2 separate regions of the Homo sapiens genome follow, and region 2 is linked to region 1. The links are chromatin loops, found by intact Hi-C in ENCODE. Cell type or tissue: dorsolateral prefrontal cortex. All regions are shown on one strand. Links, peaks and the distances in the headings refer to the core of each region. The heading gives the core; the rest is flanking DNA.

Evidence for each region. Peaks named below come from ENCODE experiments on the same cell type or tissue, not always from the same donor. Only the 100,000 strongest peaks of a DNase experiment are listed, where the experiment ranks them.
Region 2: a loop joins it to region 1, with 2.1 times the contacts of the local background. A loop is called at or near these places in 16 of 110 quality-filtered maps.

Annotation. Positions count from the first base shown.
Region 1 is chr1:29,252,179-29,262,826 of GRCh38, reverse strand. PTPRU (protein tyrosine phosphatase receptor type U) reads right to left here. Exons shown (of 30, transcript NM_133178.4): 2 at 7,421-7,552; 3 at 4,051-4,322; 4 at 3,485-3,566; 5 at 3,263-3,378; 6 at 2,783-2,957; 7 at 1,924-2,217. Among named protein-coding and RNA genes, the nearest start is that of PTPRU, 21 kb to the right of the region's middle. RefSeq lists an enhancer at 7,533-8,051. In dorsolateral prefrontal cortex, for the core only: no CTCF peak of the experiment used is centred there; DNase peaks (open chromatin) are centred at 2,818 and 5,408; H3K4me3 peaks cover 1,808 bases; H3K27ac peaks cover 472 bases.
Region 2 is chr1:29,326,845-29,337,492 of GRCh38, reverse strand. LINC01756 (long intergenic non-protein coding RNA 1756) reads left to right here. Exons shown (of 3, transcript NR_110758.1): 2 at 4,185-4,327; 3 at 6,301-7,873. Among named protein-coding and RNA genes, the nearest start is that of LINC01756, 18 kb to the left of the region's middle. In dorsolateral prefrontal cortex, for the core only: no CTCF peak of the experiment used is centred there; a DNase peak (open chromatin) is centred at 6,436; H3K27ac peaks cover 2,951 bases.

The DNA of each region.
Region 1 (10,648 bases), core at 1,480-9,479:
AAAGAGTACAAAATTTCCTTCTGAGGTGATGAAAATGTTCCAAAATTGATTAATGGTTAATGGTTGACTCAATTAATTAATTGAGTTAATGGTTGTGTAACTCTGTCAATACAGTAGTCCCCCCATATCTGCAGGGGACACATTCCAAGACCCCTAGTGGATGCCTTAAACCACAGAGAGTTCCGAACCCTAGATAAACTATGTTTTTCCTATACATACACACCTATGATAAAGTTTAATTTCTACATTAGGCACAGTAAGAGGCTCACAACAATAACTAATAATAAAATAGAACAATTACAACACCACACTATAATAAAAGTTATACAAATGTGGTCTGTCTCTCTCTCTCAAAATATCTTATTGTATTGTACTCACCTTTTCAAGCCTCAAGTTGACCACAGGTAACTAAAACCATAGAAGGAGAAACTTCAGATACACGGGGACTACCGTATACTAAAAACCACTGAACTGTACATTTTAAGGATTGAATTGTATGAGATGTGGATTATATTGCAATAAAGCTGTTATCCAAAAAAAGCCAATTCTAGAGGTTATATACTCTGATTTCATTCATATAATATTTTTGAAACAACAAAATTTTAGAAAGGACAGATCAGTGACTACCAAAAGTTGGGGAGTAGAGGAAGAAAGGGAGGTGAATGTGGTTATAAAAGAGTCCTTAAGGGGATTGAACTATTCAGTATTTTGACTGTAGTGGTGAATACACAAACCTACACATGTGATAAATTGTGCAGAACTACATACACATATACACACACACAAACAAGTACAAGCAAAACCAGAAAAGTCTGAATAAGATCTGTGGTTTGTATCAATGTGAATATCTTGACTGTGATATTATGCTATAGTTTTGCAACATGTTACCACTGCAGAAAATAGGGTGACTTGCACAGAGAATCTTTCTGTATTTTTTTTACAACTGCATGTGACTCTACATTTATCTTAGTAAGTCCATTAAAAAAACACACTAAGCCAGGCACGGTGGCTCACGCCTATAATCTTAGCACTTTGGAAGGCCGAGGCGGGTGGATCACCTGAGGTCAGGAGTTTGTGACCAGCCTGGCCAACCTGGTGAAACTCTGTCTCCAGTAAAAATACAAAAATTAGCCAGGCATGGTGGAGCATGCCTGTAATCCCAGCTACTCGGGAGGCTGAGGCAGGAGAAGAATCACTTGAACCCAGGAGGCGGAGGTTGCAGTGAACCAAGATCGCGCCACTGTGCTCCAGCCTGGGTGACAGAGCAAAACTCTGTCTCAAAAGGAAAAATAATAACAACAACAATACTAAAGTCACAAAAAGAAAAACCTATTGTGTTCTCAATTTCTCTTCTGATTAAACAAAAAAGACCCTCATCTGGCACAGGTGTACCATCCTCCAACAGCTGCTTTGCCCTTTTTAACAAGGAAGAGCAGACCTCAGGCTCAACACCCAGACAAGAGAAACCAGCTAGAATGTATAATATACTTGTATTTGATGGTATTTAGTTGCTTATTTTATCTAGATGTAGAATTAAGAACACAGATTCTGGAGTCAGCCAGTCAAGAGTTCCAATCCCATCTCTGCCACTTACTAGCTGTGTGCTCTTGGGCCAGTCACTTAACATCTCTGTACCTCAGTCACATCTAAAATGGGTACGACAAGAGCACCTACATCGTGGTAGTGTTGTAAGTTTTAAATCTATAAATATGGGTTTGTGTGTGTGTCTACACACAGATATGTTTAAGTGCCTGACACAAAGTAAAGTATTAGCTATCATTATCTTTACCATAACAAGGGTTGAGGAAAAATCACAATGTTTTAGAAAGGTTTACAAGCACAGGCCACGCTACCTCTCGAATGCGCCCCTCCATAGCCCTGGGCCCACCAGAGACTGAGGCCAGGGGTAGCTGCTGCACCCACCTGCGCATTTGGTGCGGCTGATGAGGGGTGGCCCAGGGCGGCCAGTGCCGCCGTCTCCGGGACGCGTGAGCAGCACGCTGATCTCATACTCTGTGTCGGGGTCGAGGTGCCACAGCTTGTAGGTCTGCAGGCTGACGGCGTGCACCTCAGCCCAGGGCCCGCGCGCCATGCGGTACTCAATCTCCTTGCGCACGATCGGCCCGTCGCCAATGATGGAGTTGGTGTTGAGCTGGATGATGAGGTAGGTGGGGCCAGCACGCAGCAGCTGTGGGGGCGCGATGGGAGTTGGGGGCTCTGCGAGGAGATGGGGGAGAGGCGAGGCGGACCGATGCTGCTGTGAGACCCCAGCACCCAACTCTGAGTTCCACCACACCCAAATCCCTCTCCGTCCTCCTAGGGCCTCTCACGCTGCTACCAAGCCCTCAACCAGACCCGCTCTCCTACCCCCACTAAATCCCGGGCCCTAAGGGGCACCTGGCTCCAAAGGCTGACCCCGCCCTCGCCCATCAGCCCACAACCCCTCTCTCAGGCCCCTCCTAATCCCCCACATCCTCGCCTCCTGGAGCGGACCGCAGGCCAGCTAGGATCAACACAGAAGTCACACAGCCAGAACCCCACCCCTCTTTAGGCTCTCACCTTGACCCTGTCCGTCCCCCTCGAAGCCAGCCCCGACCCCTAGATCAGATCTCATCCCGGCTGGGCCACTGCCATTTCCACAGGCCCATCTTCAGATAGCGCCCCAGCGACACCCTGCCGGCCCCACCCCCCACGGCCACGCCCCCGGGCAGAGCCCGCCCCCGTCGCCGGCCCCGCCCCTCGAGGGTGAGGTCCCGGCGCTCCCCGGCGTCCACCAGCTGACCCTTGACGATGAGCTCCGCGAAGTTAGAGACGCCCGCGCCGCGCGGGGCCTGGGACACACAGCGGTACAGGTCCTGCTCGGCGCGGCTCACGGCAGCCAGCGGGAAAGTGGCCAGGAAGCGCCGGTGGCTGATGTGCCGCACGCCCGCCGCCGGCACCAGCGCCCCGCTCTGCCGCTGCAGGGAAGAGAGTGAGGGGGTCAGGGGCGCCTCGGAGCGAGGGGTCCCGATCTCGCTCTGACCCGGGCCCCATTTAGCCGTCCCTACTACACCGCGCGGACATAGGTTCCTGGAGCCGCGCTCTAACCTGGGGGAATGGGGGACCCAAGAAAGCGCAGAGCAGAGCTAGGGGAGGGCCGGGACGCTGTGCGCAGTGCTGGAGTATGAAGCAGGGACTCAGCAATCTGGGGGGAGTCAGGGCCAGAAGCAGCCACCAACCCCCTCCCACCCCGCCCCCAGCCAAGATCACCGCTCCCGCTCACTTGCAAGAGGAAGCGTTCGGCCTCGGCCGCTCTGCCCGCGGCCATGCACTGGAACGACGCGTTCTGGCCCGCGTTGACCTCCACGTCGCCCAGGCGGGAGAAGTGTGGGGCCTTTGCTGCGGGGTTAGAGCTGCATCGTGAGCTGGGCCTGCACCCCCTGCAGGCAGGAGCCGCGGCCGCCCACACCCCTTACCCCTGCGCCCCCAGTGGGCTGGGACTCACCGCAGGGGTAGCTGAGAAGCAGGATGTCATCTAGGCCCATGTAGCCCCTGCGGTCTGGGGAGATGAGGGCCTCAAACAGCACCTGGGGGAGGCGGGAGGGCCCCTATCATACTGATATTCCTCCAGCCTTGCCTGGGGAGGTGCCCACTTTCAGCTCGGCCTCAGCCTCCTCTGCCTCAACTAGCAGAGGTCAGCCCAGCTCACACTGACCCTCCCTCCCAAGCCAGCTAGTTGGGGGTGGGGTCCCAGCGCCCATAGTGAACAAGGTGGAGGCCAGTTTCCACCCAAATCCTGGACAGTTACCCTCAAGCAGCCAGACAGAGTTTCCAGGTCAGCACTGTTCCAACTCACCCTTGACCTGGGCCAGAGGCTATTCCTAGGAACAATGACCTCAGATGCTGAACCCAGACTGGCCCCAGACTGACCCCTGGCCTTGACCACAGGTTGCCTCTGATACTGAATGCAGACACATTCTAACTTCAGCCACTCATCTACTCCAACCTCAATTTGACATCCATCTGCCCCACCTCCAGGCACAGGCTGACCGCTGACTGAACCCAGCCCACCTGATATTCATTGGGCCAGAAAGTGCTGACAGCCAGCTCAGCCTGGTGCCACTGACGGCCGTGGGATCCAGTCATATTCCACACAGCACTGCCCAGGGGGCCCCCATTAACGCGCACGTAGACGCCCAGGGTGCCCGGGCTGTGCCCGTCCCGGCTGTACAGGAAGTAGCTGAACTGCACACAGTGGGTATCATTCTCGCTCAGGCTCTGGAAGATGACATGGGCTCGCTGGCCTGGGGCATGCTGGGAAGTGTTGACCATCAAGTAGGAGCCTGGAAAGAGAGGAGGAAGAGGCAGGAGATGAGGAGACCTCAGGGGAGGGACAGGGCCAGGGCAAGGGGAGCACTGAGGAGGACTCCAGGCAACGGGACCCACCAGGAGTCAGGGATTCTGAGTTCTGGCCCCAGCTCCACCTCCCTGGGTGAGTCCCTTCACTTCCTAGCATCTGTTTCCCACAGGAGACCTGGAGCAGTAAAAAACACACAAACCTGACTTTGTCAAAACCATTTAAAGGCTGGGCGCGGTGGCTCACGCCTATAATCCCAACACTTTGAGAGGCTGAGGTGGGTGAATCACCTGAGGTCAGCAGTTCGAGACCAGCCTGACCAATATGGTAAAACCCTGTCTCTACTAAAAAAACAAAAATTAGCAGGGTGTGGTAGCATGTGCCTGTAGTCCCAGCTACTCGGGAGGCTGAAACAGGAGAATTGCTTGAACCTGGGAGGCAGAGGTTGCAGTGAGCCAAGATCACGCCACTGCACTCCAGCCTGGGTGACAGAGCAAGACTCGGTCTCAAAAAGAAAAAAAAAATTATGGCTCCTTACAATCTACAGGTCACAATGCCCATGCCCAGCCTAACCACAGCTTTCCCCATGTTCTGAGCTATCCCTGGAGACAGGGACTAGGTCATTCATCCCTGGAGTCAAGAGCTTGGCACACAACAGTCCCTCAAAGGCCACCCCTTCCAAAGCCCTCCCTCTGCCTCCCACCCTGGGCTTCTCTCCTGCCCCCTGGGTCATTACTAAAGTGCCTGTGTGTCTCCCACCAGGCTGTGAGGCCTCAGGACGCAAGCTGAATGAATATGTAGAACAGAGATTGAATGAAAGGATTCCAACTTCCCTTCCAGCCCCCATCCCTGAGTCTAAATTCCTGGAATACAAATCCCCTTGACTTCCAACCTGGAGAAAGGCAGCCTGTCCCTTCCCCAGAGACCCAGGCTGGGTACTGGTGGAGTAGAAGTGGACTAGGCTGGCTCAGGACCTGGCGGGGGGATTTGGGCTTCCCAAAGGGCACCCGAAACCACCCAGCGCTGCCTCCTCCCGGGCTTGGCTGCCAGCCAACACAAGCTCACTCAGATCCCCGCTCCAGGAGGGCTCCCCAGGGACTCTGCTGGAGGCGATCTCATTCATCTCTGTAAGCTAGAAGCCCTATGGAGGCGGCTCCTGGATCAGTCCCAGCAGGGCAGTAGTAAACTAAACTCAAGTCCCCATCCCCACCCAGGAAGGGGCACTTCTCAACCCCCAACACACTCCCTCTTGGCCCACTCATGCTACTTCTCTCTCCTCTCCCTGCGAGCAGCTGTGTGCATCTTTCTCCCTCTTCCAATCTGACACTTTGTTCTTTCCTCCTCCTCCTGCTCCCTCTGCCTCCTCCTCGGCTCACTACATCCCTCCCCTTCTCTTTCATTTACTCCCTTTGTCCCTGTCGCTCTTCCTTCTCCTCTCTCCATCTCTGAGTGTGAATCTCCCTCCTTTCTTCTCCCTCCACCACCAGCTCCCATTCCTAGAATGTGAGAACCAGGAGGACAAAGACTGTCCATCTGGCTCACCACCACATCCTCAAGACCTAGCACAAGGCTCACACTAATTGCTAAATTCCCCTCTCCCCTTTCTCACTGGGTATGTCTCTGCTTGCACGTGACAAGAGAGGCAGTGTGCACTCAGGGTGGTCAGTACTATAAGAGGTGAATTCCAATCAGCTGCCTTGTACCTGACTGCCAACCATGTATCAGACTGAGGCTGGGCCCTGGGAATATGGAGAGGCCCACACGAGGTCCCTGCCATGGTGGGTACCTTTACAGATTATTTTCAGAGAAGGCAAACTGTGATACCCACTAACACCTGCAGAGGCAGAGATAAGTGCCCCAGGAAGGGCACAGTGTGAGCAAATGCACAGAAGGGGAGGCGGGGCAAGCCATGAGAGTCCGCAGGAGGCGCCTGTGCCAGGTCATGAAGGTCTTCTCTCCTAGTGGCTTCAAGTCCTGGCCCCACCACTGAGAATCTTTGCTGCCCCTCCCTGACAACAGATGCAATCTCAGCCATGACGTGAGCTAGGCAGTAAACACCCTGGGCACTAGTGTGATGGGGCAAAGGGAGTGGGCTTCAGGCTGTGGAATTTCAGGATTCACTCGGAAAGCCCATTTGATTTGTCCTCTGACACAGCCCTTATCAGTAATAAAGTTGACAATTTGGCCTTTATTTGTCTCATTCTTTTTTAATTCCCAGTTGATCCTGCATCCAGTGAAGAGCAGTACTAGTAATCAGGGCCCCCAAAGACCCTCAACCATAGCAATTAAATAACTGACCCCTGCATGCCACCCCTGTGCTCTGTACTTTATATGCATCATCTCATGACCCTCTGAAATGGAGTCCTGTTTGCCTCATTTTACAGTGAAGACAATGGAGGCTCAGATACGTTAAGTGACACTGCTGGTAAAGTGACTGGAGACAGGGTTTGAGCCCAGGTCTTCGTGACTCTGGAATGAGTGTTCTAGGGGCCATGATGAAAGCAGGAAGTCAGTACTAGAATCCATATTATTAGTCTCCTGACTCCCAGTCCAGAGCTCAGGATGACAAAGGTGCCCCATCTTGAAATAGGAACACAGCAAGGTAGAAGTCGAGAAGAATCTGGGACTTCCAGGAGGAAGAGGGCAGAGGAAGGAAGGTTTTATACACATCTAGTCCCAGTGTTACTGCTCTTTCAGCATCTTCAAGTCCTGGAGAGACCAGGATTCAGGGGCTCTTTGGGAGAAAAGAATCTCTGAAGAGAGCCTCTCAAAGATGGAGGATTTAGGAAGAACTGAGAGTGGGAGTGGTTTGGATCCTGAGCTAGGCAGCAAGGGGAGTAATTGGAAGTGAGTTTTAGCTCACAGCCATGAGGGCCTGCACTCATTTTACACACGAAACTAGCTGACATGCACAATTAGACAGTGTCCAGAGAAAGCCACATTCAGTGTCACGTATGTCATTAAAGATGCAAATGTAGATGGGGCCCAGAGAGGTTAAGTAATGTGCCCAAGGTCACACAGCAGGTGGGTAGAAGTGCCTCTGGAAGGAGAAGAAGGGGTAATGGCGATGGAGAGTAGACTTACCGTGGGGCAGGTCCGCAGGTGCCCGGGTGCCAGGGTGGATTCGCACTTGCTCCCACTGGAAGTCATCGTACTGGGCCTGGCTGTACTCGCAGGGCACTGCTGGGTCACTTGCCTCCTCGAAGGTGCAGCCAGCTGTGAGAGCAGGGCCTGGTTAGCCCAGGCTAAGGCAGGGCTGCTGGCCAGGAGGGCTCCTGGAGGGTAGCCCCACTCTCCCTTCTACCCAGGCCCACCTGCCCTCCTCCCTCTCTTCAGGCCCTTCCCCACACTGCTCCCTCCCTCTAGTGAAATTCTCCCTCCTCCACCCTCTCCCTCTACCAAGGTCCCCTCCCAATACCAAGATGTCCCTACACTGCCAACTCCCCCAGTACTTCCCAGGACCCCCCAACCACCACTGGCTCAGTCATCCATCAAAGACCCTCCTCAAAAACTAGTTATCAGGATTGCTATATTATTGGAACTTCACAACAACCCATAAGATCAGGAATAGAATCATCTCCACTTTGTGGATAAGGAAACTGAGACCCCAAAAGGCTGAGTGACTTCATTAGGGTCACGCAGGTCACTGGTGATGGAGGTGGGGTTTGAACTGAGATCTCCGGATTGTTACTCAGTGTTCTGTCACCTGCCCCTCTATCTTCCCATAGAGGACAGACAGTGGGCCCTGGGCCTGGCAGGACCATGCATGCCATAATCCAGCCCAATGAGATCTCCTTTAAAAACAACAGTTGCCGCCAATCCACTCAAGCCGGGCACAATGCTAAATGGCGTAAGTACAGAGCCTCGTTCAGGCCACGCGTTCTGAGTCAGGCACCACTATTTTTCCTACTTGACAGATGTCAATGGAATTCAGTCATTGCCCAAAGTCGGCCAAATTAGGTCTCTGCCTGCAGGAATGTGACATGCAAAAGCACAGTCATGTGTGGACTAGGCACATGTATGACTGACTAGATGAAGCAACTTCCCATGATTTGCAACCAGTACTAACAGTTGAAATGAGAAAGAGGGGAGGAAGTGAGGATTGAAATACATGTGAGTCCTTTGGTTGGTAATGAGGTCCATATATCTTAGTGAGTTCATCAAAGGCCTGAGCTGGTTGCCTGATAAACCTGAGAACACTATTGGTTCAGAAAGGAATTGCAAGCTTCTCCCTGGCACTCACTCCCAAACCTTAGTGTTTGGAGCCCCATCAGGAGCCTGAGGCATCAGAAACCCAGGAAAATGCCCAAGCAAGTGGCGAGGAAGCAAGCGCAAACCATGCCAGACCCTGTCCTGGGTACCTGCCAGCCACTGGTACTCCTCCCGATTTGACAGATGATGTGACTGAGGATCTGAGGAGTGAAGGGATTTGTCCACAGCACCACGTGGTGGATCAATGAGTGGGCTTTGGCATCACAGACTTGGGATCAAATCTTGACTGCAATTTGCCAAACCTTGTGACCAGGGGCAGGTGGCTTCTCTTTCTGAGCCTCTGTTTCCCTATCTGCACATAGGCTTGTTGAGGATTTGATGTAGTAGCCCACTTAGCACAACGCCTAGCATACTTAAGCACTCAGGAAATAGCAGCTCTTATGTGTACCATGCAAGTCTACTAGGGAACAGAGGTGGGATTTGAATCCATGTGGGTCAGATGATGAAGTCCAAGCTTCCCACCAAAAGAGGTTTCGATACCAGAAGGAGCAGACCTGAGCTGCTTCCCAATCTCAAGAAGAAGAGGGAGAGGTATAGATAGTTGTGATATTTACATATATTTGGTTAGTGCAAAAGTAATTGCAGTTTTTGCCATTTTTTTAAAGTAATGGCAAAAACAGCAATTACTTTTGCACAACATAATACATATTTATTTATATATATAAAACCCTTTGTACAGTCTTATGTTATAATGTTGGACACTTTAGGCCTCAGAAACAGGCCTCAGGAAACAAAATTTCTCTCTGACCTATTCCTGTCCTCCTTTCACCTGTCCAAGGCAGGGCTCTAATCTAATCATGGGTCATTCCAGAGAGGGTCCTGCCCCATACCCTAGAGGAAGGAATGCCACGGAAAGGCCAAGTAAAGTCTAAGCAGACAGGCCTTGCTGGGTTTAGATCAGGTGTTTTATGTGCAATCACATTTGTCCATCATGCTTATGTAAGGAAACCTCCGTAAATACCCAAAAGGACAGGGTTCGGAGAGCTTCCAGACAGCTGAACACATGGAGCTTCTTGGAGGATGGTGGGTCCAGAAAGGGCAAGGAAGCTCCATGTCCCTTCTCCCATACCTCACCCTATGCATCTCTTCATCTGTATCCTTTGCAATATCCTTTATAATTAACCAGTTAATGTGTTTCCCTGAGTTCTGTGAGCTGCTCCAGCAAATTAATCAAACTCAAAGAGGGGGTCGTGGGAACCCCAACCTGCAGCGGGTCGGCCAGAAGTTCTGGAGGCCCAGACTTGCGACTGGTGTCTGGAGGAGGAGGCAGTCATGGGGACTGAGCCCTCAACCCATGGGATCTGACTCTTGTGCTAGAACTGAATTGGAGGACACCCACCTGGTGTCTGCTACAGAATTAATTGCTTGCTTGGTGGTGGGGAGAAGCCCCCACACATTTGGTCACAGAGGCCTCCTGTGTTGATGACTGCTGCTGTGGTGGTGGGAGGGCAGAGGAAAAACACCGTTTGAGAGAGCTTTTCCCAAACAACAGCACCTGGGGAGTGAGTGCTATGTCACAGGCCCAGTGCTAGGCATCTTCACACGCAGCAAGCGACTTCACTTTTAGGAGGCTCTACTGTTTCATCTGCAGCTGCAACTCCTCTAGGCGGTGATGCGGATGATGTGAAGTAGCACATGAAAAACACACCCAGGCCAGGCGCGGTGGCTCACACCTGTAATCCCAACACTTTGGGAGGCCGAGGCAGGCAGATCGCCTGAGGTCAGGAGTTCAAGACCAGCCTGGCCAACATGATGAAACCCCATCTCTACTAAAAATTAAAAAATTAGCTGGGTGTGGTGGCGCATGCCTATAGTCCCAGCTACTTGGGAGGCAGAAATAGAAGAATCACTTGAACCCAGCAGGCAGAGGTTGCAGTGAGCTGAGATGGTACCCCTGCACTCCAGCCAGGGTGACAGAGTGTGACTCTGTCTCAAAAAAAAAAAAAAGAAAGAAAAAAGAAAAACACACCCAGAAGAGCCAGGCACAAAGGGGCTCCTCACTGCTGGGGGCTCCCGGTCTTCTCCTGAAATGGTGAGATG
Region 2 (10,648 bases), core at 1,473-9,472, 75 kb before region 1:
AGAATCACAGGCAGGGACATCAAATATATCTCCAGATAATGATTCTATTTCAATAAGGAAGAATCTATGCCCCCTACATGATGGGAGATGTACAATGAAATCAAGATGAAACCTGGTAGATGACCAGTCTATCCAGGGAATGGTGGCATACTGTGGGCTCATGTTGGTCTCTTCCGTCAGAAGATTGAGCACCCAGCAGTGGCAGTATCCAAAGAAGTCCTTAGGAAAGGGATGTTCATGTTTTTAAGCCCAGGCATATCTTCCATCCCTGCCACTACAGCCACTTTACTCATGGGCCCATTGGACAAGCATAGGGACAGAGGAATAAAGAGGTTAACTGATCATCACAAAGCATGTTATATTGCTCACCTACTTATTGAAAGCCTCCTCTGCAGTGGATGCCCTTTAGCAAACATTCACATGGGACACAAATCTTCACAGTCTATGCCCATTCTGAGAAGCCCATCCACATGACTCTTCTGCAGAATTCCCCCTCTTCCATCTTCCAGTCCTGTTTCTTCCAAGTCTCTGACCAACCAGCCAAACCATACCATTAACAACTGCTCATAAATCAGTGTAGAGCCATACTCTGGCTATCTCTTATTCCAGAATGGACAACCAAATATACTGCTTATAAGATTTTCCCTCACCACTGTATTTCAAGGTCACCCTAATGGGGCTGTGATACCTCAGTCTTCTGTTTTGGTTGGTATATCGGACAGCACCATCTGTAAACCAGGCTTGAGTTTTCATTGTTCAGCAACTGGTCATAAGGAGCTCCCCACGAGGCCATAGGCATGATTTGAGGGGGACAAGGCAATGCGGCAGAAGTTGATGAGAAAGGAGTTTGAACTACTAATTCATACAACTTACTCATACCTTCCAGGCTTGCCCAAGTGAGGTCTCTTTAATAGCATTCTCATTTGATGATAGATTGCTGCCACACAAAGCTAACCTTATAACTAGTTGCGTCAATAGAATCTCAATTAGGAATCTTAGGCTGCATGGTCACTTGATGTCCCAGTTAGGCACCCAGTCTCTACCACAGTCCAATAGCAAGCTAGAAGCTATTTCTCAGGGGGGAAAAAAGTAGTGTCTGAATAAACAGGAATAGATTTACTTTAGAATCCTAAAAGTTTGCATTGTGATTCCCCTTTAGGGGCTTAGCTGTGACTCCATACAGCATCCCTACCTGCTGTGGACAATTTGAGAATCACTGGATCTACTGGATCATTCAAGTGGTAGAGAAACTTTTTCTGAAGCCTTAATTTGCTGCAGAACCTCCTTGACTCAAGACTGGAAGCCTTATGGAGATTTTTGCTCATGAGTCAAAGTTACACACGCAAATGTGACATATGTTGCCTCTAAAATCCAAAATGCTTACCAAGTGCTGTGCCTCTTTTTTAGCAGTATGTAATGTGCAGCAACTTGACTTTCACCTTGGAGAGACATATCAACATGTTCCAGACCACTGAACCTCAGAAACTACCGAGACAGCAGACCTCTGAAATTTTGTGGGATTTATTTACCACCCTGACATTCACATATGTTGTACTTGCTACTGCCTGTTCATCAGGCATAATCAGCTCATCATCAATGTAGTACACCAGTGCAATGCTTTGTAGAATGTCAAAATGATCATATTATCTGTAGACTATATAATAGGAGAAAGCAAGAGAAATTGACTTGGTTCTGAGGCAAGACTGTGAATGTGTACTGTTGGCCCTTCCAGGTAAAAGCAAACTGTTTTTGATAGTCCTCACTAATTGGTACAGAGAAAAATGCAGTAGATGGGTGAACAGCTGCATACCAAAGTGGTATACTGAGTTGCTCCAGTAAAGATGCTCTATCTGGGGCAGCAGCTGCAATTGGTGTTACCACCTAATGAAATATACAATAATATAGTCATTCTCCAAAACCCTTCCAACCTCTGCATAGGTCAAATAGGCAAGTTAAATGGGGATGGGATAGGAATCACCACCCCTGCATATTTCAAGGCTTCATGAATCTCTGAAATTTCCCCGCGGATATGGAAGTGCTTCCAATTTGCTATCATGGCAAAGAGAGGAAGTTCCAGAAACTTCTATTTAGGCCCTTTCTTCCATGATGGATCTCATTCCATAAGACAAAGACCCAAAATGGGGTCTCTTCCCAGTGAGAGTATGCCAATTTCACTTATACATTCAGAAACTGGGGGAATGTCCAACTGAACACATTTGGGCTAAATATCTATCACCTGATGATCTAAGTCAAGACTTTGAATGGTGGACCACAGTGGCATTTTGCAACCCCAGGAATTATCATAAATTCAGAGTCAATGTCTAGTAATCCCCCAAAGGACTGGGTACTTTCTTTCCCCAAATGCAGTCATTCTAGTAAGTGGCCACAGGTCCCCTTGGAGAAGGCTTGGAGGAAGTTTGGTTTTTTTTAATTATTTTTATTTCAAATGTTTTGGGGGCACAAGTCGTTTTTGGTTACATGGATAAATTCCTTAGTGGTGATTTCTGAGATTTTAGTGCACCCATCACCCAAGTAGTGTACACACACCCAATATGTAGTCTTTTGTCCCTCGCACCCCCCAAACCTTCCCCACTGAGTCCCCAAAGTCCATTATATCATTCTTACACCTTTGTATCCTCATAGCTTAGCTCCCACTTATAAGTGAGAACATACAATATTTGGTTTTCCATTCCTGAGTTACTTCACTTAGAATAAGGCAGGCATGGAGGAAGACTTATGGTATATACTTATAGCACTACTGCAAGAATCTTCTTCAAAGGGTCTGGCATCCTCCTAAATCAAGATGGTCTGATCTGTGAATTGCTTTAGGTCTAGAAACTGGATGAGAAGCCGTAACTGCAACAGTCATTCCAGTCGGGTTTTGGGCACCAGTGCTAGAGTTGTGTTTGTTCATTTGTTTTTCTGTGATACAGATCAAGCAGTGCTTTAGTAGGCTATCTGTCTATTTCCTTTCTAGGGACAAAGTGGTCAATTAGTCACCACCAAAGATCCCTATGGGCCAAGGCATTCTAATTACAGGCACATCCCTGCTGCCCTTTATGGCGCATCATCCATATTGTCTTTGGTTATTAAGCAATTCCACTTAGCCTCTGCAGCTCCAGGATGCTATCGTCCCCATGAAATCAAGAAGTTCACAGGAATGATAGCATAATCTATGGTAATAACTGGACTATGAAGGTGAACATCCACAGAGTTTCTTAAGGATGAAGGTTCTCCTCTCAATAATATATTTCTCAGTGCCTTAGTTAAGAAGGTGTCTTCCGAGAATTTTCATGGAACATAGTTTGCAGGGGTGGTTGTGCAGGTCACACATGATAAATTCACTCCAACATCCTATCTCCTTAAGCCTTTGGACTCCCTCTTCCACATTATGCCATGGAACCTCTGGCATTTCAATTTCATTAAATGTAAGCCACCTTCAAGTCCAAGTTTCAGTCAACCAACTGAGTAAACTGTTAGAGCGAACTTCAGTTGCACAACTTAACACATTAAATACCAAATCCACATCCATGAATTCAGAATTATTACCTTCCACCCTTAGAATCAGCTCCCATAAATATTCCCTGAATTATGTAAAATCTTGCCATTAGCAAAATCTTGCCTTTCTTCTGTTGTGTTGCCTCGTTCTGCATCACAGTGAGTACCTGTCCCCTTGGAGCATGCTGAGATTTGACCCTTGTTATGGATCTAGTGGTAACAAAGCGTGCTTGTGGCATCTCCTGAGGATAATGGTCATGCTATCTCAAGGCATCTGCCCCATATGAGGTTATCTCCGCATTTTCAAACAAAGGAAAACTAACCTCCTCAGATACAAGAGGGGAAGATATTTCCATTGGCAAGGGAGGCTCAGAGGGCCTCAGGGAATCAGGATTCTCCATTTTATCTGAGTCCAACCAGATGTCCCTATTCCAAGTTTCAAGATCACATTCTTCCCTGATTTATACCCAAACTTTCACATGAAAAACTTGTGATGCTATAAATTTAACTGACATTTAAATTCTGCCACCCACACAATTAAATTTTGTGTTTGGTTTTGAGCAATATCAGCCCTGTGGCTACATGAAATATGAGATTCTTTTACGGATGACATGGAAGCTCTGTGGTCCTCAAACTATGATTTGAGCTGAGAATTAAATAACCTCAACTTGTCTTTTCTTTTCTAGTAAGTGCTCCAGTGCATGCAAGATTCATCCCACACCACAGTCCTTGCGGGCATCATTACTGGTGTAATCATGGTCAGGTGCAGGAGTCACCTGAGTTCCCAAGACACTTGCTCCAGTTGGCATTGCACCAAAATCCATTACAGGTGATAGCAACATTATGGTGCCATTATGCTGTAGATTACAAGCATCCCATTCCCACTGGCAAGGAACTCAGCATTGTGCTCCAGCCCAAAGGCACAATGAAACCTATCAAAATCTCATCTTTGCGGGTCTGTCACCTGGGACCATTCCTGCTCTCAATTCCTTATCAATTAGGATCCAGTCAGGAGACAGAGCTCACACCCATAATCTGAACGTGGAAATTTTAATATAAAGAATTATTATCTAACAAAGGATAGTTAATTACTAAAAAGGGTAAAAGAACACTCTATGAGACCCAGAAGCAGCACGTGCAAAAAAGTAGCTACTGTTTCTAGGCTGAGGGAAAGTGAATAATGAAGGAAATAGGGCCTCAGGAGAAGGTGTTCCCCCTGACTCAGACCTCCTCTATGAGTGAGTGATGACCATGAGAACATGCAGCCTCCAGTGGCTAAGAAACCTGCCAGGGAAAGTAAGCTGGCTCAGTCTGTGGACATGGCCGTCTTTGTGGGAACCTGATCCCACATGGGTTCAGGCTGGTGTCAAGTGTGAGTAGGGCTGGTCTATAGAATCGATGTCCAGGTGGAGAGAGTGAAGCCTGATGGTTCTTTCCTGTTATACAGAAAAGACGTTTGGAGCTGGTCCACACAGGCCACTGAGATGATAGCACTGGGCCTTGGCTCCTGTGCTGGAAACAAAAAGATGGAAGGAGGACCAGAACCTGGAAGGGAAGTGCCTTCCCGCTGCAGAGGGACCTTACAGTGTCCCTCTAGCGCCCTCTCCTGACAAAGCCTAACATTGCTCTAGCTGGCACAAGAGAACTGTTCACAGGGTCCAGCTCCAGTATTACAAAGCAGGGCAACGAAGGATGTATTTGGAGCTCAGAGACAATAAATTAAGAACTGTCATGGGCGAGAGAGGCAGACATGGAAGGGAGCAAAGGGTTGATTGGGGAAGAGGCTAGAAGGGGAAGAGTTGCTATGCCTTTTGTAGGGAAAGGAGCATGCATGGGCTGGAGCCCTGGGGAGCAATCCCAGCCCTCTTCAAAGAGAGAATGCAGTCACAGAATAAACACAGCTCAAGAAAGCCACATTGTTCCACTTTCAAAAGAATAGAAAATAAAATTCCTGGACAGGTTCCCTCTTCCCACTTCTGGGAGTAAGTAGGGAGTGGGTTGAGATACATTTCATTTTTCTTCAAAAGGCTTTCTCAGCTCCTGCTGACTCAGGCCACCTCCACCCTCTGCAGATTCAAGACATTCAATTGTCCAGTCACTGGCTTTTGCTGCAGGCCTACTAGATGCCCAGCCCTGAGCCCTGTTTGACTGTGGGCCTCAGCTAAGCCTGTTTGTGGCTGTGGCTGAGCCTAGCTTGAGTGAGTGTTGAAAGGGCAGACTGGTTCACGGACAAGAGAAACTTCCAGCAGTTAATGTGGTTCAGGTTTAGATCTGCCAGTATTTCTCCAATGATTATAAGAGCAATGGTTTGGAGTCAAGTGACATGGCTTTTAATTCTGTCTTGGCTCTTTTCTAGCTGTGTAGCCTTAAGCAATTCACCTCAGCTCTCTGAGCCTCTTTCCTCATATATCAAATTGTTTTGGTAACATCTGTCTCTCAGGATTTCTGGGAAGATTAGGGACAATGTCCACATTAGGTATAATGCAAGGACCTGCCAAAGTAGGTACAGAGGTCCATCAGACCAAAGCTCAGACTACACCCAAGATTTCATCAGGCTCAGAAAGCAGATGCTTAGGCCAGTGGCCTGGGCACTAATGAGCAATGCCAGCCCCATTGTCTCTGAGGGATGTTGAGCCCATTGCTCTTCAAACAGGGATGCATTAAGAGATTAAACACAGCCCAAGACAGCCACATTATTCACTTTGAAATGAGCAGAAAATGACATTTCTGGTCAGGGTCCCTCTTCCCATCCCAGGGAGAGAGTAGGAGGTGAGCTTAGACGAGTTTCCTTTTTCTTGAAAGGCGTTCTCAGCTCCTGCGCTCCCGCTGACTCAGGCCACCCTCACGGTGAGAATGCAGCAGACTAGGATGATCAGGCAGTGTTTCAAGCCGGCCCTGGACCTGGAGAGGCTGTTGATGGTGAGGCACAGTGGAGATGAGCCCAGCTAGGGCAGGGTTGGGAGAGCAGCCTGGCTGAGGGTTGAGAGCAGCCTCAAGCAGCTGGTGTGGTGCAGGCATAGACTGGCTGTTGTTTGCATGAGCACCGGCTTTGGAGTCAGTCCCAAGTTCTAGTCCAGAGACTGAATCTTTTCTAGCTGTGACATTGAGAGCTCTGCCCTCATTTCTCTGAGCTTCAGCTTTCTTGCCTGCTAAATGGGCTTGGTGATACCCACCTCTCAGGATGCTGGGGAGATTAGGAACAGTCTGTATTAGGGACAATGCACAGCAGTCACTATTGTGATCACCAGGACCAGCCAGGGTGGGGGTGCAGGCCCATCAGACTAAAGTCAGTGTAAAGCCACCAGCCTCAGACACCCGATGCTTAGGCCAATGGCCTGGACCCCACTGAGCAATGTCAGCCCCATTGTCTGAGGGATGTTGAACCTGATGCTGTCCTACTTAGAATGAGCTCCTAGAAAGCACCTAGCTCTGCCTCCTCATGGACAAATCAGGAGACTGAGCCCCAGATGTTTGCTCAATGCCACACAGCATGGTGGTAGCTGAGCCAGCATTGGAACCCAGCCTCATGACTTCAAGCCATGTGGTCATCCAAGGACTAAAAATTATGTGCTTAAGAGTATAGGCTTTGGAGCCAGACAGACCTGAGCTCCAGTCCCAGCTCTGCAACTTTCATTCATTCAACAAATACTCGTTGAGTTCTTGTCATGTGCCAGGCACCATGCCCAGTGCAACAGACACAGGAGGACAAGACCTACATGGCCCTGGCCTCTCGCTGCTCAGTCTGGTGAGAAGAAATACCCAGTGAATGAACAAGCTCATCACCCACTGTGAGAAAGCAGCAAGGCACAGACACAGGATGGGCCCTGAAAGACACAGGGACAGTGGGTGCTGGAGGGCCACTCAGGGCATTCAGGGAGGGCATCTCAGGAAGGGGACATCTGATCTGGGAACTGGACACCAGGCAAGAGCCAGGTATGCAGGACCGGAGAAGGGTGTCCATGCAAAGAGCTCAGAATGATGGGGGAAGAAGAGCCTGGAGTGCGCAGGAGCGTGCAGGAGGGACGTGGACAGACAGGGTAGAGCCAGGACAGGTGGGCCTCAGAGGTCATGGTCAGGAGCACAGTGCTCATGCACACAGCAGCAGGAGGCACTGGAGGGTTTGAGCAGGTGAGTGATGGGATCTGGCCTGTTTTTTCAAACGATCACACTGGTTGCTGTTGTTTGTGTGACCTTGTTGGCTCTCTGACCTGGGGCAAGTTGCTTAAGCTCTCTAAGCCTCAGTCTCCTCATCTGTAAAATGGCGATGATCATAGTACCTACCTCACAGGTGGAACTGGAGACTGACATATGACAGTCTACAGAGAGCACTGAGCAATGTGCATTTCAGTGCCGAATAAAGCTTTGCTTTCTTACATCCCCACGTCCAAAGCCCTCATCCTCTACCTGCTGGCCATTCATTGCCTGACTTGAACCTGTTGATCCTGCCTATGCAATGACTCCATTATTTCTGCACTGCCCTTAGCCATGGGGATGTTGAGGCCAAAGCTCATTAAGCTCCTGTCCATCAGAGGTCACCGGGGCAGGGGGAGGTCCATGGAGCCCAGGGAGAGAGATTGGCCAGGCCCTGCTCCCAATGAGGGCCTTGCAAGTGGCCTTGGCATCCATCAATGTCACGGCTCCATCTCCTGGGTGCCTGGGATATATAATGCATCTCAATCAGGGGCTGAGAGAGGTTGTGTGAAGTAATCATTGCTTTCGCTGACTCCTACAGCCAGATTTATTATGGTATAAAGAAACAACTTAGCTTCTGGCAGTAACAGGCAGCTGGCCTAGCTGCACTTGTAGAAATCTTATTTGCTGGGGCCTGGGTGGGTGGAGGTTTCTACCCACACTTGCTCAGCCAGAGGCCCTGGACAGAACCCGGCTGGACCATTCATCTTCCTGTGCTCCTGGCCACCTTGTCTGAGAGGCCGCCACCTTGTCTGAGAGGCCGCCACCTCTGACACATTTCACAGCATTTGAAAAGCAGTGCTTAGGCCACAAATTCCCCATCTGGTATTACACCGAGGGGATCCTTAGGCTTTTGGGCCAGGGAGGCCACAGAGCAGAGCAGTTAAAGGCCCAGGTGTTGGAGTCAGCCTAAACATGGGTTCAAGTCCCTGCTCTGCCATATAGTGGCCAGGTGACCTTGGGTGAGTAAACTCACTTCCCTGAGCCTCCATGTCTTGTCTCTAAAATGGAGGGGTAGGAATCCCCCCTTTAAAGAGCTGCTGTATGGAGTAAGGAAGAGCCAAAGGGTGTAGGACACATAACACAGGAATAGGCACTAGATGAAAGGTGATCGTCACCATTTTCATTATCCAGGGGCTTCAGTATTATGGCGTGAGATGCCCTTTATTGAGGGTCAATTATGTCACCAGGGAGTATGCTGGTTCCTTTTAAATATTTTGTCCCTAGACCTCACAACCAATCCTGCAGGTAGGTCCTGTTATGTTTATTGCAGGGTTGTTAGGGGATTGTGCAAGGTCACCCGACTGTGGGTTGTGGAGCTGGGGGCGGGACTATGGGTTCTGGAGCTGGTGCTCCTCCTAATACAGAGCCCACCTCCCCAGCTTCTCTGAGAGGCCACACAAGGCCCCTGGTCAGTCGGGCAGGCAAGTCCAACCTCTCCTTCCTTCCCTCCCTCGTGCCAACATTTCCAGGGCACTAGCTCCATGACAAGCCCCTTACTGGGCAATGGACACAAGATGGCACAGAAATACTCCCTGCCCTTGAGGAGCCAGCACCGAACAGAGCAAAGGGCCGAGCCGCATCCAGACTGCTCCGCACGCGTGTGTATCAGTTAGCAAAAACTAACTGTGTATGTAACAAGTGATTTCAACAGACTGTCTTCAAAAAAAAAAACCATTTATCATCTCTCCCAGTTCTAGGGGTTGGTTGGGCAGTGTCTTCTAAGCTTAGCCATGTGGCTACACTTACCTGACAGGTCAGCTAGACTGGAAGGTTCAAGACAGCCTCACTCACAGCCTGGGAGTTGCTACTGACTGTTCATGGCACGCGCTGGTTCTCCTCTGTGTGCCCTCAAATCATCCGGTAGGTGAGACAGCTTCCCTTGTATAGCAGAGTTCCAGAAGAGCAAAAGCAAAAACTGCAAGGCCTCATGAGACCTGGGATCCAGAACTCACACGCCATCACTTCTGCCCATGCTATTGGCCAAAGCAAGTCATATTCTATCGCTTGGCCAGTACCCGTGACACACATTTGTGATGCATCGCGTAAGGCTCAGAGGTCAGCTCAGAATGAGGATGAGGGGGTCAGTCTGTGCCCTATCCAAGTGTGATCCTAACTGGCCAATTAATTTTTAACTCAGATTAAAGTATGCTGAATTGTGAGGTCATTAGAATGGGTTGTATCCTCTGACCAATGGAGAAACTGAGGCACAGAGGGTCAGCCAGTGTGCAAACAGAATGAGTACATCATAGAGTCAGCCTTCATATGAAGAAACTGAGTTCCAGAAACAGGAATTGTCTTGTCCAAGGTCAGGCAGCAAGCCTGTGACAGAGTCAGGAGTGACCCAGGTCCCTACCAGCCAGCCTGCTCCTCCTCCCTCTCTACCCCATGGAGGCGGCTGGGGCTGGGAATGGGCTGGGCTGGGGCAATGGGACGGTCATCCCCAGCAGGGCTGTGTCTCCTCTGCCCCCATCTCTGCGATGTTTGTAAAGTAAGCCCTTTCAACACGCTTGGCACTACATAAGGCACTTAATCATTACCTCATCTGATCCAAACAGGACTGTCCCCACTTTACAGATGATAAAGTAGGCCCCAGAGAGGGCACTAACTTGCCCAGGGTCTCGCAGCTGCTGGGCCCATCTGCCTGACACCAAAGCCTGAGCCTCCCATGCTGCCCCAGAAAGAGCTGAACCTGATCCAGGGCCCCCAGTGGAGTGAGAGGCAGCTCTGTGGCCCTCAGGGATCTCGAGTTGATATACCCTACCTGAGGAACTGCTTCAGAGGCCTGGATGGGGACAGCAATGGCCAGGGTCCCTTGGAACCAACTCTGAAAGTGGAAGGACCCTGAGTGATGTCCTGGTCCACACTCCCACCATTTTACGAATGGAAAAACCAGGACCAGATCAGAACCCAGGCTTCTCCAGGGCCCTCCCACTGCACTGGAGGCTGGGGGCAGGTG